2 separate regions of the Homo sapiens genome follow, and region 2 is linked to region 1. The links are chromatin contacts, found by Hi-C or POLR2A ChIA-PET in ENCODE. All regions are on one chromosome and are shown on one strand. The core of a region is the stretch at or near the end of the contact, and the rest is flanking DNA. Distances in the headings are between cores, read along the strand shown. Region 1 holds the start of ANGEL1 (angel homolog 1). Region 2 overlaps LRRC74A (leucine rich repeat containing 74A).

Region 1 (7,182 bases), core at 2,112-4,611:
GCTGCAGCAGGCCCTCACATTCCTCCTGCTCAGGGCCCCGAGGGGCCATGGCAAAGTCGCCCTCTACCTGGGGGGATGAGCTGTTCGCCAGAAGGACATTTTTTCGACATGTGAAGAAAGCATCTAGGAGGAAAGCCAAAATACCAGGTTATAAGACTGTCATCCAACCCACACTATTCTCCCAGCTAAAACATAAGCCCAATAAAAGCAAGACCCATATCCACCTTGCTCATCATTGTACCATCACTGAGCCTGCCTACCTTAATGCCTGAACATCATCATCATCATCAGGGCAAAGTATTCACTATGTGCCAGGCACTGTTCTTTACAAGTGTTGACTAATTTATATGGCAGGGATCTGATAAATATTCAGTGCATGAAAGAACAGCTGTCTCACATAATCTAGAACACAGATGGGCACATATACCCACACTCCTTTTACATGACTTAGTTAAGACTACTATTAACAAACTCTTTGGTTCTAAGAATCACATTACATTGCAACCAGCAACTGACTGTTAATCAGAACTGTGGGTTATGATCTAGCACCAAAATTAATAAAACTGACCTTGAACAATGCCCCTAGTCAGATGAAGTTACTCTTGACTGTAAAATGGGGACAAGAGGCCAGGCGTGGTGGCTCCCAGCACTTTGGGAGGCAGAGACAGAGGCAGCAGGATCACTTGAGGCCAGGAGTTAGAGACCAGCCTGGGCAACATAACGAAACTTCATCTCTACAAAAAATTAAAAATTAGCCAAGTACGGTGGCACATGCCCATGGTCCTAGCTACTTGGGAGGCTGAAATGAGAGGATTGCTTGAGCCCAGGTTGACGCTGCAGTGAGCTATGACTGCCCTTCTGCACTCCCGCCTGGGAGACAAAGTGAGACCTCATCTCAAAAAAAAAAAGAAAAGAAAAGAAAAAAATAAATTTTAAATTTAAAAAAATAGAGACAAGTTTGAACTAGATAATCTCTGAGCTTTTCTAGCTGTATAAATTCCCTAATCTATTAATGTATTCCAAAAGAAAAAGTCCTAAAGTAGACAGTCTCAAAAATCTATACAATTTACATCTTAGCAAGGGCCCTTAAGCCTTTTCTCAAAGCTACTTATTGTAATAAAATCTTCACAAACTTCATTATCTGCTTTCCCATTCCACAACACATCAGAGGCTATAAATTACAAGGTGCCAACAATCGACAGTAAGAGACAGCTGACATCTCTCTGATACTGCAGCCACCAATGACAGCCAACAGGCAAGAAAGAAAGTGGGAAAAACTCTAAAATTAGAGCCCCCAAACTCTGAGCACAGTATTTTGGTGAGAGCAAACAACTCCTACACTCACACACTCAACCATTTATTTACAGCACAGGACGAGTAACATGCACGATGCTGGCCCTCAATCACTAGACTCATTTTATTGGCAATTTTTTTTTAAAGGGAAGAAACCTTAAAAGTGGCTCAAATATTGAAAGACGGTTCAAATATCTTGTTTGGGGTCTATGTATATTTATGTCCTTCTAAACAATGGTTTTAACCACGGTGATTTTGCCCTCGGAAGACATTTAGCAACGTTCAGAGACACTGTTGTTGTCACAACTGCAGCATTGCTACTGGCATCTAGTGGTTAGAGGACAGAGACGCTGCTGAACTTCCAACAATTCACAGGACAGACCCACACCAAATGATCCGGTCCAAAACGTCAACAGTGCTGAGATTGAGAAACCCTGCTCTAAACCTATGTATGGGCTGGGTCGTTGAGCTTTAGCCTCAAGGACTTCCTGATTATCTGCCCCTTGAAATATCCTCTGTGTATACCAGATGGCAGAGGTTCTTTGGTTCATATGCACGAAGTTACTAGCTTTCAATTTTGGTAGATGTCTTTTGGTGGTGGTGGTGGTGGATTTTCAGCAGCAGAATGCTTTTGTTTTTTAAAAATCTTATCTGGAAACCAAATATGCCAAGTAAATATAAGTGGGACTACTGTAATGTGTAGGTGGGGGGGCGGGGGGGGCCCTCCTCTGAGATCCCTAGAACTCTACTGGTCTGGAAACCTCTGGACTAGTATACTGTATCACTAAGGCATTAGAAGAGCTCCAGGAAAAACAGCAACATAGTTAAAAGAATATGTTTAGTTCTCTGGAAACAATTACTTCTGTGGAGTTTCCCACATTCCTCAGAAGTATGGACACACAAGACATTCCTGAATTCACTGAGTGCCTACTGTATACCAAGCAATGTGTTAACACCAGAGATACAGCGAACAAAATGGACGTGGCCCTGCGCTCCTGAAGTTTGCATTCTAATGGCAGATACACAGTAAAATTTAAAATATTTCTATATGAAATATATATTATCAATGACACACACATTGCGTACCAATTGTGTAAAGTTCCACAAAGGAAAACCACAGAATATACAATTGGAGCCCTCATTCCTAAGTACTTCTTGGTCCTGTCCCATAAATTAAAGGCAAAAAGTCTGCGAGTTCCATGGGATCTCAGAAACTGATGGTCGCATAAAACCCTCCGTAATTTCAAAGCCCAGAAATAGAGAATGCAGACAAATTATGAAACAATAACGAAATAAACACCCCCTCTTTGAGGTATCGACTGGGCATTGCCCCCACCCCAGCACATCTCCCTCTAAACCGCCGGGAGTGGGGGCAGGAATGCTCCAAAGCTGAGATCTAAATGTGTCTCTGATTGAACGTCCGTTTTTCAACCAAAGACACCGGTGAGCGAGAGCTGCCAGGTGGCAGTGAAAGGCGAGTGTGAAGTTAACCTGGGGAAGATCGGTGCGTCCAGTACTTCGGCCATAAACCTCCCAGAGCCGACCCGCCTCGCCCGCTGAGAATTTGGGCACTCGCCTAGGTCCGAGCTACTACCCCTTCCCGACCCGCCGGGGTGCTGACTTGGCCGACCCCACAATTTCTCTGCACCCCCAGGGCCAGGAAAGGGCCCTGCCCGTCCACAGCTCCTCTCCACCTTAACCGCGGCCGGACGCCATCTGACAACAGGCGGGAGGAGGGGCCGCCCACGAGGGACGTCGGCCAGGTCCAGGCCTCGTGGGGTCAGGAGGGGCCCGCGGGGCAGGGGCTCAGGACCGCCTCCCTACACCTCGGCACTGCCCGGGGCACGGTAGTCGTGAGGCCCGGCCAACCGCACGCCGCCCCAGGCCCGCGGAGCCCCGCAGAGGCGAGCCCTGGCCGGGCTCCTGTCTGTCGGTACGCCTGGCCGGTACCTGAGAGGGCGCGGAAGAGGCGCGTGGCCGGCAGCAGCAGGTAACACAAGCACGACGCGATCATGGCCGGCCGCCCGCGCCCGCCTCCGCTCCTCACTGCAGCCAGCAGGTCCTCCCTCAGCTCGGCCCCGCCCCCGGCCCGGTCCGGCCCACGTGGTGCCGCCGCCGCGCTTCAACAACAACTTTATTGGGAGCGCAGGTCTACGGGTGCGCACGCAGGAAGTGGGAGGAGCCGGTTCCCATGGCAACTAGCCACCCCTAGCACCCGGCTGCCACCCAGGCGTCCCGAATTAAAATTGAGCGCCTCACTGGAGGCCCCATAGTGTTATTCAAAGGCCACAGTTTATTCCCACTTCTGCAGCTGACTAGGTGTCCACCTTGTTACCACACTATAGCCTCTCCGCCCCTCAGTTTCCTCACCTGTAAAATGAAGAGCTGGACTTTCTCTAAGGCTCCACTGAACCTTGACTTCTAGCCCTTCTCGACCCAGAAAGGAAGCGAGTTATTCCCCCATTTCCCCCGTTTTCCTGCCTCTACTTCCCTGTCTCAGATTCTAGGTCACAAATTGAGTCCTACCTTGCTTCAGGAAGTAAGACTTTGTCTCCTTCCCTACTTTCTAAACGGGCCTTCTTTTCCCTAATCTAGAAAAACAGGGTTTCCCATTGGTAAGGAAGTCAAGAAAGAAAGGAGAGAGGACAAAGAGAGGAGAGAGAGAAGGGAGAGAGGAGAGAGACAGAAGAGAGAAACTTCCACAAGGCCAGGGACCAGTTCTGGCTGGTTGTTTGCTCACTTTGAGGTATCTCTAATACAATCCAAGCACCTATTGTAACCAAGTACCCAGCTTGGAAGTTATATTCTTGTTATATACTTCTATTTCTTTATTTTTGTTCAGTTAACCACTAGGCACCCCCCGACACCCCAGCACCCCCCATACACACTGTTAGCATATCTAATTGTATGTTCGCTTAAAAGTTCCAGAGACTAAATCTTGAAACAATATAGGCATCTGTGGAAATCTCCACCAGGAGATTGATTCAAGGCTACAGTTAATTTATAACTCAGCCCAGCCCGAGATGATGCCAGCCCATTCACCAGATGGGCAGTAACTCAAGACAAGTCATCAGAACTCGTCATGAAGACCTGCACTGCCTCACCCCTTGCATACCCTCCATGCCAAAACTTCTTAAAGCCTCGCATTTTGCTTGGAAATGTGAAGCAGCTCCATTAAAGCAAAAGCCTGGATCGTTTTTCCCCACTGCTAGCTTTGGTTTATAATAAAGTCAGTCTCCTTCTACCATACCACGACCTTGCTCGTTGGTTTTGCAAGCGGCCGAATCTGCATTCGCTAGCACTACTAGCCACCACATAAGCCTTTACTGACTGGTTGAACAAAGCATATGTCACTAAATGAAGGCCAGTTCTGCCATCACTTCTGTGCCACCTGCGACCTCTTTGAGTCTCTCTTCCCCAGTCCCCCTCCCCCAATCTTCTACCCCAAACAGGCTCTGAAGGAGGGACTGGACAATGCACCCAGTTTCAGTACCCAGTGTCTGAGTTGCACGATTTCCAGTTTGTGGCTGGAGCCTTGGTTGTTCAGGGAAGCCTTCTGGGGAGTCACCAGATCCTGGACCAGCTGGGTACATCATAACACTGAAAGGCTAATAGGAGGAAGAAGGAGAGAGTTAGTATTGTGGCCTTCCCACTACTTACCCTTAGTTCTAGAGGTGGCAATGTCTGCCTGCCTTCAGGCAACAGCACTTATCCCTTTGAGATGAAACAGAGGCCCAGCAATCTGAAGGTTGGGAAGCTGCTTAGAAATTAGTGCACAAATGGTGGATCTACCAAAGGCGCTCCCGAGGTCAGGCCCCCTCCTTTGATGTAGCTTAAGTAAAACCCTCCTTGTACCCTCCTTCCATTTTGTACCATGAGTTATCCAGAAGTCCAAGTTCCAAATCAGATCCTAATCAAGGGTAACGGTTCCCTTATCTCCACTGGGAAAATGCTTTCAAAATACAAATTTCTAGGCCCTACTCCCAGAGTTCTGATTTAGCAGCCCTGGAATGAGGCCCTTAAACACTTACTTATTCCAATGCACGGTTTGGGAACCTCTGCTAAAGGATCCAGTCTCAACTGGGCTGTTCAGTGCACAGTGTGGGCACAATGTGTCAGCCCAACTGATCTATGTTCTTTCAGAGGCTTTTTCTGCGGCCAGTTAAGTGAGGCTTCCCTCTTTTTGTTTCCTGGTCCATAATCAGCCGTGTTGGAAGGTGTAGGGTGATATAAGGATCACAAGCTTTGGAGTTAGACCAACTGAGTTGAAATCCTGGCTCTGCCACTTTTTACCTGTGGAATCTCTCAGGTTGCCTAAGCTCTTGGGGCCTCAGTTTCCTCATTGTGCCTGACCCAGTATAAACTCTCAATGTTTACTATTACATTTTTGGATTTGGGCAGAAAAGCAGCTCCAGACGTGGCTGATGTAGGATCTTCTTCCACAATTTCTGGCTAAAATAGAGCTCCTGCCCTCCAAATTGTAATGAGTATTACTAAGCAAGCCAATAACTACAGGTTCCAAGGAGACTTGGCCGAAGGAGTGGAGCCTTAGGCTTCCCCAGTCAGAGGAAAATTACAAGTGCAATCTGCACAGTCTCCAGCCTCATTGTTTCAGAAATATCCCAAGAAGAGAGACGATTCCCTCAATTCATTCCAGCTGTGCTAACAATGAAGACAAGTATGAGCACCTGCATCCATCACTACCATGGTTTCCAGGGTGCAGAACCTATGTAATGGAGCAAGTGGGAGGTTTTGCAATACTTTGAGAGACTTAAGATGCTCTCTTAAAGGGACATTTCCAGTCTATAAGAAATTTAAGCCCTTGAGGGCTAAAATTTTACTTATGACAACAAATATATGTGGAATTCCAACAGAGTGGCTGCATTTATTAACTTATTGGTTGAACATGTGCAAATATTGGGGCGGCATAGTGCTTTCTTCAGGATTACAGAGGCTACGGACCAACGCCTGGGACAGTGCTGCCCAAAAGAAATATGTTGTGAACCACATATGCAATTTAAAATTTTCTAGTAGCCTCATGTAAAAAGTAAAAATAAATCAATTGATAAAGCAAGTGAAATTAATTAATAATATTTTATTTTACCCCATAGATCCAAAAATTTTGTATTTTAACTTGTAATCAATAGTTCAAGATGAGATATTTTATGTTCTTTTTTTGTACTAAGTCTTCAAAATCCAGTGTGTATTTTACTTGGACATCACATCTGAATTTGGACTAGCCGTATTTCAGGTTCTGAATACTGCAAGGAGCTAATAGCTACCGTACTGAACATGGGCTGTTCTGGAGAGTGCAAACAGCTTCTCAGATAGGATAGGCTGAAAAGATTTGCTCATCTTCAACTCTTACGATAACCTGAGGCCTCTACACTCCTAGTAATCTGCCTTCTCTGAGCCTGGTGTTTTCTTTGGGAATCTCAAGATTTATGACTAGGCATTCCCAGAATGTGCCAGATTAGTCTGAATTAATGCATTCATTTGCTCACTTATTCACTGATTCATGCATCCATGTGTTCATTAGAGATTTATCAGGCAGTCATCAATGTTTACCCCAACCTCACCCTTGACTTTCCTTGACCTCCTGCCCACTCCTCGATTCCTTGAAACTTCAGCCCTGGACTCACAGTCTTCTTCCCTACCTCTAGTCCTCCTGTCACCAGTGTGGATGAGCCATCCTAACCCCTGGAAGCTCATTGCCATGACCTCCTTAATGACCTTCATTTCCATGTGCTTCAGACACACCCTTCCCTGGCTGCACCTTGGATATGTCATTACTGGGCACTGTTTCCCGTCTGAAATCATAAATTCACACACCCACTCTGATGGCATGGCTTTCTCATGGCTTTCTGCCTCTCCCACTTCTACTTCATC
Region 2 (7,182 bases), core at 2,100-4,599, 55 kb after region 1:
GGGGAGAAGAGAAAAAAAGTACTTAAAAAGGACCCAAAAGAATACTGTAATATCGTAAGGCCGGGTGCGGGGAAGAGAAAAAAAAATACTTAAAAAGGACCAAAAAGAATATTGTAATATTGTAAGGCCGGATGCAGTAGCTCATGCCTGTAATCCCAGCACTTTGGGAGGCTGGGGTGGAAGGATCACTTGAGGTCAGAAGTTCAAGACCAGCCTGACCAACATGGTGAAACCCCATCTCTACTAAAAATACAAAAATAGGCTGTGCATGATGGCGCATGCCTGTAATCCCAGCTACCCGGGAGGCTGAGGCAGGAGAATTGCTTGAACCTGGGAGGCAGAGGTTGCAGTGAGCCGAGATCGAGCCACTGAACTCTAGCCTAGGCGACAGAGCGAGACTCTGTTTCAAAATAAAAAAAAAGAGAGGAAAAGAATATTATAATGACATTGAAAAGGTGTTCATATGTGAACAGTGGGTTCTGTAAAACAATAGGTTTAGTAGAAAGATGAGAGATTAGATAGATAAATGTTATACAGATAGATAGAAGTTAGACAGATTGATGTCAGATAGATAGTTAAAAAGATAAAAGGGTCCACACCAAGATGTTACCTCTGTGTGGTGGTATTGGATTTATGGGTGATTTTTAAAATTTTCTCCTGCTAATCTAAAATTGCCTTGCAACGTGAGTAATAATACACTTGATCCTTGAACAACACAGGTTTGAACTGTGCCATTTCATCCACTTTTATGTATTTGGATTTTTTTCAATAAATACAGTCAGCCCTTCGTACCTGTGGGTTCTGCATATGCAAATGTGGATCCAAAATACAGTATTTGAGGAATGAGAAACCCACGGATATGGAGGGCCTGCCTTTTCATATTGGTGGATTTTGGTATCTGAGGGGGTCCTGGAACCAATCCCTTGCACATATCAAGGGATGACTATATTTTTTAAATGAAAAAAATGAAATATCCTTTTAAAAATATTCTAACAAAGTATGTTTCCATATGAGCATTGAGGTGAAACTGTGAGAATCCTAGGAATTCGTAGAGCCAAACTGTCACATTATACAGCTGTGATTTAACCTTTTGATCTCTGAACATCCGCGCGCCATCCACAGCACACCATCTATACCAGTGTTAACAGATTGCGTTTGTAGATAATGATCACTGTCCCATCCTCGTGGCACTGCGGTGCCTGAACAGCCTTGACTTCAGTCCTTCCAACTTTGGAATGGAGGGAGCGTCTGTGCAGTGCCAAGGGGCTCCTAGAAGCATGGCGAGCACACAGGAATCATCCCGGCATGCACCTTTGCCATGCCTGGTGGGTCTGCACTCGGCTCTTGGTCTTAGGGGACACCCAACACCCGGGAGACGCAGGCTCCTCACCTTGGCCTTCTGCCCTTTTTAGCCTTGTTAGGCCTGGAAGCATGGGCCGCTCTTTTGTGGGAGGGAAGGGGGACCTGCGATCGTTGTTACAAGACCAAGTGTTTGCTCCTGGTCTCTCCTGCTTCTCTCAGAGCTATGCAGACCAACACAAAATCACGATCGTGGACTTCTTCAAGAGCTTGAACCCCACTGGGACAATGAAGATGTCTGTGGATGAGTTCCAGAAAGTGATGATAGAGGTGTGCTGGGTCCTAGTGGCAACAGGCTGTGTGTGAGTGTGAGTGTGAGTTTGTGTGTCAGAGAGAGGGGAGAGGAGGAGAAGGAGCAAAAGAGCTTGTGAGCACTTCCTAGAGCTTCCTGGGACAGGCTATGGGACACTCCCCTCATTTATCTAGACCCAGAGGGGAACCTAAGACCTCCCTCAACCCCTGCTGAAGTCATTCCTGTGCTGTGGCTTGATGCCACCAGTGACCCGAGATGCCACTCAGAGACACATGTTCTATCTTGAGGTTTTTCTCCCCATTGCATTTCACTACTGGGCAGATAACAAAGGGAGTGAGAGAGGAGACCACATCCCAAAGTCCCAACATTTCCACCTTAGGAATCATTTTCCTGAAATCTCACATTCCTCTCGCTCCCCATGTAATAAAGGTACTGAAAGCCCCCTGTAATGCATACTTGAAGGGGTCTATCATCAGAGCGTCCCAGGAGAGACTTGGGCCCTGCAGGAATAGGACTCCAGAGGAGAAGTTCCCGGGGCCCAGGCAGGGACGGATAAGGCAGTCGGTGCCCGGTGCCCAGGCCGGGGGTGAAGAGGCTGGCCAGGACTCAGCAGCAGGAAGTGAGAATGAACTTCACAGGATGCAAAGGAGAGTCCTGTTCCCTCCCCCGGTCACTCGCTCCACCTGACTCTGATCTCCTCCTGCCTTATTGCCCCCAAAAAGGGGAGGCCCTTTGGAGTCTGGACAATGACCCATGGGCAGGGAGCTTTTTCCAGCCCCTCCATGCTGTGGAATCAGTTTCCCCTGAGCTCTCAATCAGATGCCCTCCATGGTCCCAAGAGTGAGGCATTGTGTGGGGTGTGTGTGTTGGGGGGGGTGGTAGGTGTGTGGGGTGTGTGTGTGTGTGTGTGTGTGTGTTGGGGGGGTGGGGTGTGTGTGTGGTAGTGTGGGGGGGTGTGTGTTGGGGGTGGGGTGTGTGTGTGCATGTGGTAGTGTGTGGGGTGTGTGGGTGTGTTGGGGGGTGGGGTGTGTGTGTGTGGGGGGTGTGTGTTGGGGGGATGGGGTGTGTGTGTGGTAGTGTGGGGGGGTGTGTGTGTTGGGGGTGGGGTGTGTGGTAGTGTGTGTGGGGGAGTGTGTGTGTTGGGGGGTGGGGTGTGTGTGTGTGTGGTAGTGTGTGTGGGGGTGTGTGTTGGGGGGGTGGGGTGTGTGTGTTGGGGGGGTAGTGTGTTTGGGGGGGTGTGCCTAGGGAGGGGTGAACAGAGTTCTATTAACTGCACATGTTCCATCCACCTCCTCAGCAAAACAAGGTCCCCCTGAACCAGTACCAGGTCAGGGAGGTGATAAAGAAGCTCGATGAGAAGACAGGCATGGTGAACTTCAGGTCAGCCCAGGCCCCGCGACGATCCCCGTTCTCTGCAAGGGGCCCTGGCTGGGCTGATGTGAGCTCCTCCAGCTTTCCTGTCTACACTTTATTACTTGAGGCTTCACCCACCTGCCTGTTCCCTGCATGCCAAGTCTGGGCCCCACTGTCTACCCCCCTTCTCATCCCCAATTCACTTGTTCAGCGAAACTTGAGCCCAATCAGGCGCTGCTGGCTGCTGGGCCGGATGCTGGGGATGCCAGCGGGAGGAGCCGGAGCCCACACTCACAGCCCAGGAGGAGGGCAGGCAAGGGAGCAGATCTTTATGCCCTGGTGAGGTGAGAGGAGCCGTAGGGGTGTGTACCAGGCGCCCTTGCAGCCCAAAGAGGAAGTGTCGCTCAGGCGGGAGGCGGCAATGTTTCAGCCGAGTCTGGCAAGACGGAGACCTAGACAGAGGGCGGAGGCACACAAGCACCAAATGCTAACGGTGTGTTAGGGACTACAGGTCCCGCTACTCTGCCATGGCTTGGCAAGTGAGGGATGCTGTATCTTAGACTGAACTCCTTGAAGAGAGAGGACCGGTCCATGATGACGGTGATGCCAGTAAGCAACCCATAATAAGTCCCCGCCACATGCCTGTCCTCTCCACTTGCCCAATAGGCACGCTCTGCAGCCTCACGGTGCCCCATGGCAATGCTGCCATCACCCCACTTAGCAAGTGATGAAACAGAGCTCTAGAGAAGTGCAGCAAAGAAGCCAAGTTCACCGGGTGCAGTAGCCCATGCCTATAATCCCAGCACTTTGGGAGGCTGAAACAGGAGGATCACTTGAGCCCAGGAGGTCGAGACAAGCCTGGGCAAGATAGCAAGACCCCCGTCTCTACTAAAAACCAAAAAAACACATTAGCTGAACATGGCAGTGCATGCTTGAAGTCCCAGCTACTTGGGAGGCTGAAGTGGGGTGATTACTTGAGCTCAGGAGGCAGAGGCTACAGCCAGCCGAGATTGCATCACTGCACTTCAGCCTGGACGACAAAGTGAGACCCTGTCTCAAAAATAAAAAAGAAAAGAAAAGCAGCCAAATTCTCGCAGCTGGGAAGGGCAACTCTGGCCGAGACTCCAGGCCTGAGGGGTCCACACCTGTTCTGTCTCTCACTGCGTTAGACCTCCCAGCCCAGACGAAGGACACAGTTGCCCCTGCCAAGCCTGGGTCTGCAGCTGAGCTCCCATCTGTCTTGGTGGCCCTGTGGCTGGCCTGTGTTCTTAAGAGCTTCTGTGGAGCAAGGCCTCCCATCCGGCCCTGCCCCACGAGCCTTCTCCCAGTACCTCTTTCCTTCGCTCCACTCAGCGTCGTCCACGTGGAGAAACCGCGATGCAGACAAGAAAGGCAGCCAGACCCAGCTGCAAGCCCTGCTCTGCGGAACAAGGCTGCGGCTGTGCGCGGATCTCCTCTCCCTTTAAAATGAGGAGATAACCGCGGCACCTGGGAGGGGGCTGCAAGGAGTGAGTGGGGGAAATGCACACAGCGGCTGGCACAGGGGGCGTCACTCGGTAGGGACACTGGCATCCAGCAAGAGGGCGCCAAAGGTGGCTCAGGCCCGCCCTGCTACCACCGGGCCTCCCACTCCTGTGCTGCTCAGCGGCCTGTCCCTGTGCCTCCTCACCTGCCCCGTGCCTCCTCACCTGCCCCGTGCCTCCTCACCTGCCCCGTGCCTCCTCACCTGCCCCGTACCTAAAGTGGCACCTCTTGTTCCTGGGGAAGCTGATGGCAAGTGCCCATCTCAGAGGCTCCAGACCAGGTTCCACGTCCAGCAAAGTCCCCAGGTTTGCAGGCAAGGTCACATGGCCATCGAGAGACAGAACTGGGGTCTGGGTCCCTGAGTCTCAGCGCCTGAGCAGGAGCCCTTGGGGCCACTTCAAATTGCCCTTCAGATCACACACTGCCGCTTTATCAGCTGTGATTGAAGAGCAGAGTTTTAATTTTTATTGTTGCATGATCCTTTTCATTTTTGTTTTATGTTACAAATAATATCTCATTGTAAAAATTCTAAACCCGGCTGGGCGCGGTGCTCACGCCTGTAATCCCAGCACTTTGGGAGGCCGAGGCTGGTGGAGCACGAGGTCAGGAGTTCAAGACCAGCCTGGCCAAGATGGTGAAACCCCCACCTCTATTAAAAACACAAAACTTAGTGAAAATTAGCCAGGTGTGGTGGCAGGCGCCTGTAATCCCAGCTACTTGGGAGGCTGAGGCAGGAGAATTGCTTGAACCTGGAAGGCAGAGGTTGCAGTGAGCTGAGATCGCACCATTGCACTACAGCCTGGGTGACAGAGTAAGACTCCATCTAAAAAAAAAAAAAAAGAAAAGAAAAAAAATTCTAAACCCACAGAAGTATAGCAAGGAAAAAAAATGAAGGTCCATTTTTATCTCCCTCCATAGTTTACTCTGCCTCCCCAAAGGGCTCTTGCAAACGATCTTAGGTGCACATGTGCATGCCTTTCCCACATACTTATAAGTGTGTGTGTGTGCACACGCACACACATGCACACATGTGTAGTGGGGGAGATATAATGGTTAACAGCATGACCTCTAAGGCCAGAGATGGGTTTACAAATGGTCTCCTTTGGATTTAAGCCTGTCTTAACATTCTCACCCATCAGCCATGAGGCTGTACGGGTGCTCAGCATCTTTCCCTTACCTTTCGTACCAGTTTCTTGAACACGATGAAGCCATAGCAACAAGTCTGGTCTAGAAAGAAGTCTCGGCGAGAGGAGTCCTCGCAAGTCGGATGGTGGCAGGGAGGAGAGCAAGAGGTGGCTGAAATCTCGATGGACAGATGCTGTGGCAGGGGCTGGGCACAAGCAAATAAAGTCTGGCTTGGTTCTGGGTGTCTTGGGCTGCTGGTGGTGTGCCCGTCACCAGGGGGCCACCTTCTGCTTTTAGTGACCACCAGGGGACATGTCAATGCAGCCTCATTAAGAGCTGCACAGACAAATTGGGAACGTGATGGGGTTGCTAGGCAGCAGGGAAAGAGCCTCAGGGAGCAGGTCAGAGCATGAGGGCAGTTGTCACAGTGATTAGAACCTGAGTCCAGGGGAGACTTCCTTGGTGGGAGGCAGTGACAGGGGGAACAGATGCTGAGGGAATGAGGGCAGGGGCCTTTAAAAAGCAAAGAAATGCTGTGGGGTCACAAGGAGGGAGCCAGGACAGGAGACCAAGAGAGTGGGCATCTCATCCTGGCCACATGACCTTGGATCCCCAGTGGCTCCCCTTGAAAATGGAGCAGCTGAAATAAAGCCTTCCCAGTCCGGTCTAGGAGTCTATCATTCTGCATTTCACCTTTAAATTCCTTGAGAAACTGGGGAGACAGGAACAGCTTAGCGAAGGAATAAAAGGAATAGCCAAGAACAGCATTCACTGATTAAGTGGGTGGAACAGGCACCTTTGGGAGTTTTGATTGATCTTACCAGACACCATTGTAGATTAGCAAGGCAGGAACTTTCTTGTGCCCCTCTGCAGCCCCATGTAGTGCTTGGCACATAGTAGATGCTCAATAAACACCTGTGAAATGAACGAGCACATTCACCGGTGATTGTTTGGGGTAAGTGGTGGAAAGTTGGGAAAGTTTAGGGGGCGAGGGAAGGCTGATATTTGGTAACCCACGCTTTGGCGCAGCAGCGAAGGGTCTAGGAACCAAGTCACTATCTCTTGTGTTTCACTTGGCTTCACCAAGGGTGGAGGTGAACACCAAGACCCCTCTGCACATGCAGCGGAATTATTGGAAATAATTTATGTCCCCACTCATGTGCCGTATTCCCCCCCTTTCTCTTCCTTATTAAAATCTTAGCCTTTATGAGGTTTAGGGCCAGGATAGAAGTTTCTAGCAAGACTCATCCCTCCCTAGTACACATTTCCCCCAGCCTAAGCTCACTGGTGAAAACAGAACTGAGGAGAAGAGTGAGAAGGGTGGGTTACAGCAGCCCTCAGAGGAGCTTCCCCAGCACTGCCGGGAGGAGAGGGAGGTCTTCAAGTCCGGCAGGACCTCAGAACAAGTAGCTGAGCTGTGCCCTGGAGGCTGACTCTTGGTCTGGGCTCCCAGCCTGGCAGAGCTCCCCTGCCCCAAACATAGCATGAGGGCATCAGAGCAGCAGCTCTGTAGGGACCCCCTGGGTTGGGACCAATGACCCCCAGCAATAATCAGTGTGGACTGGTGA

The links. Hi-C counts contacts between places; a loop is a spot of excess contacts on that map. ChIA-PET counts read pairs that join two places held with the same protein, here RNA polymerase II (POLR2A). Pooled maps may share reads with other maps.
Region 2: a loop to region 1 is called in a map of CD14-positive monocyte, with 2.1 times the contacts of the local background. The contact joins the enhancer-like site here to the promoter of ANGEL1 in region 1. A Hi-C loop is called at or near these places in 6 of 168 maps with a recorded cell type or tissue (CD14-positive monocyte, Right ventricle myocardium inferior, endothelial cell of umbilical vein and 3 more), 2 of 37 single-sample maps with no recorded cell type and 12 of 50 pooled maps. POLR2A ChIA-PET finds 5 or more read pairs at or near these places in 9 of 52 experiments (A673, GM10248, HEK293T and 5 more).

What each region holds. Positions count from the first base shown.
Region 1 is chr14:76,809,521-76,816,702 of GRCh38, forward strand. ANGEL1 (angel homolog 1) reads right to left here and starts at 3,362. Exons shown (of 10, transcript NM_015305.4): 1 at 3,244-3,362; 2 at 1-123. The coding sequence starts at 3,307. RefSeq lists enhancers at 2,403-2,977, 2,978-3,551 and a silencer at 3,000-3,429.
Region 2 is chr14:76,864,447-76,871,628 of GRCh38, forward strand. LRRC74A (leucine rich repeat containing 74A) reads left to right here. Exons shown (of 14, transcript NM_001385106.1): 12 at 1,522-1,629; 13 at 2,910-2,992; 14 at 5,679-5,858. The coding sequence ends at 5,703. Among named protein-coding and RNA genes, the nearest start is that of LRRC74A, 42 kb to the left of the region's middle. Within about 2 kb of position 3,350, at least 7 of the 41 ENCODE cell types and tissues checked have a DNase peak (open chromatin) inside an H3K27ac peak, as active enhancers do; they include CD14-positive monocyte and heart right ventricle, where a contact is called at or near this core.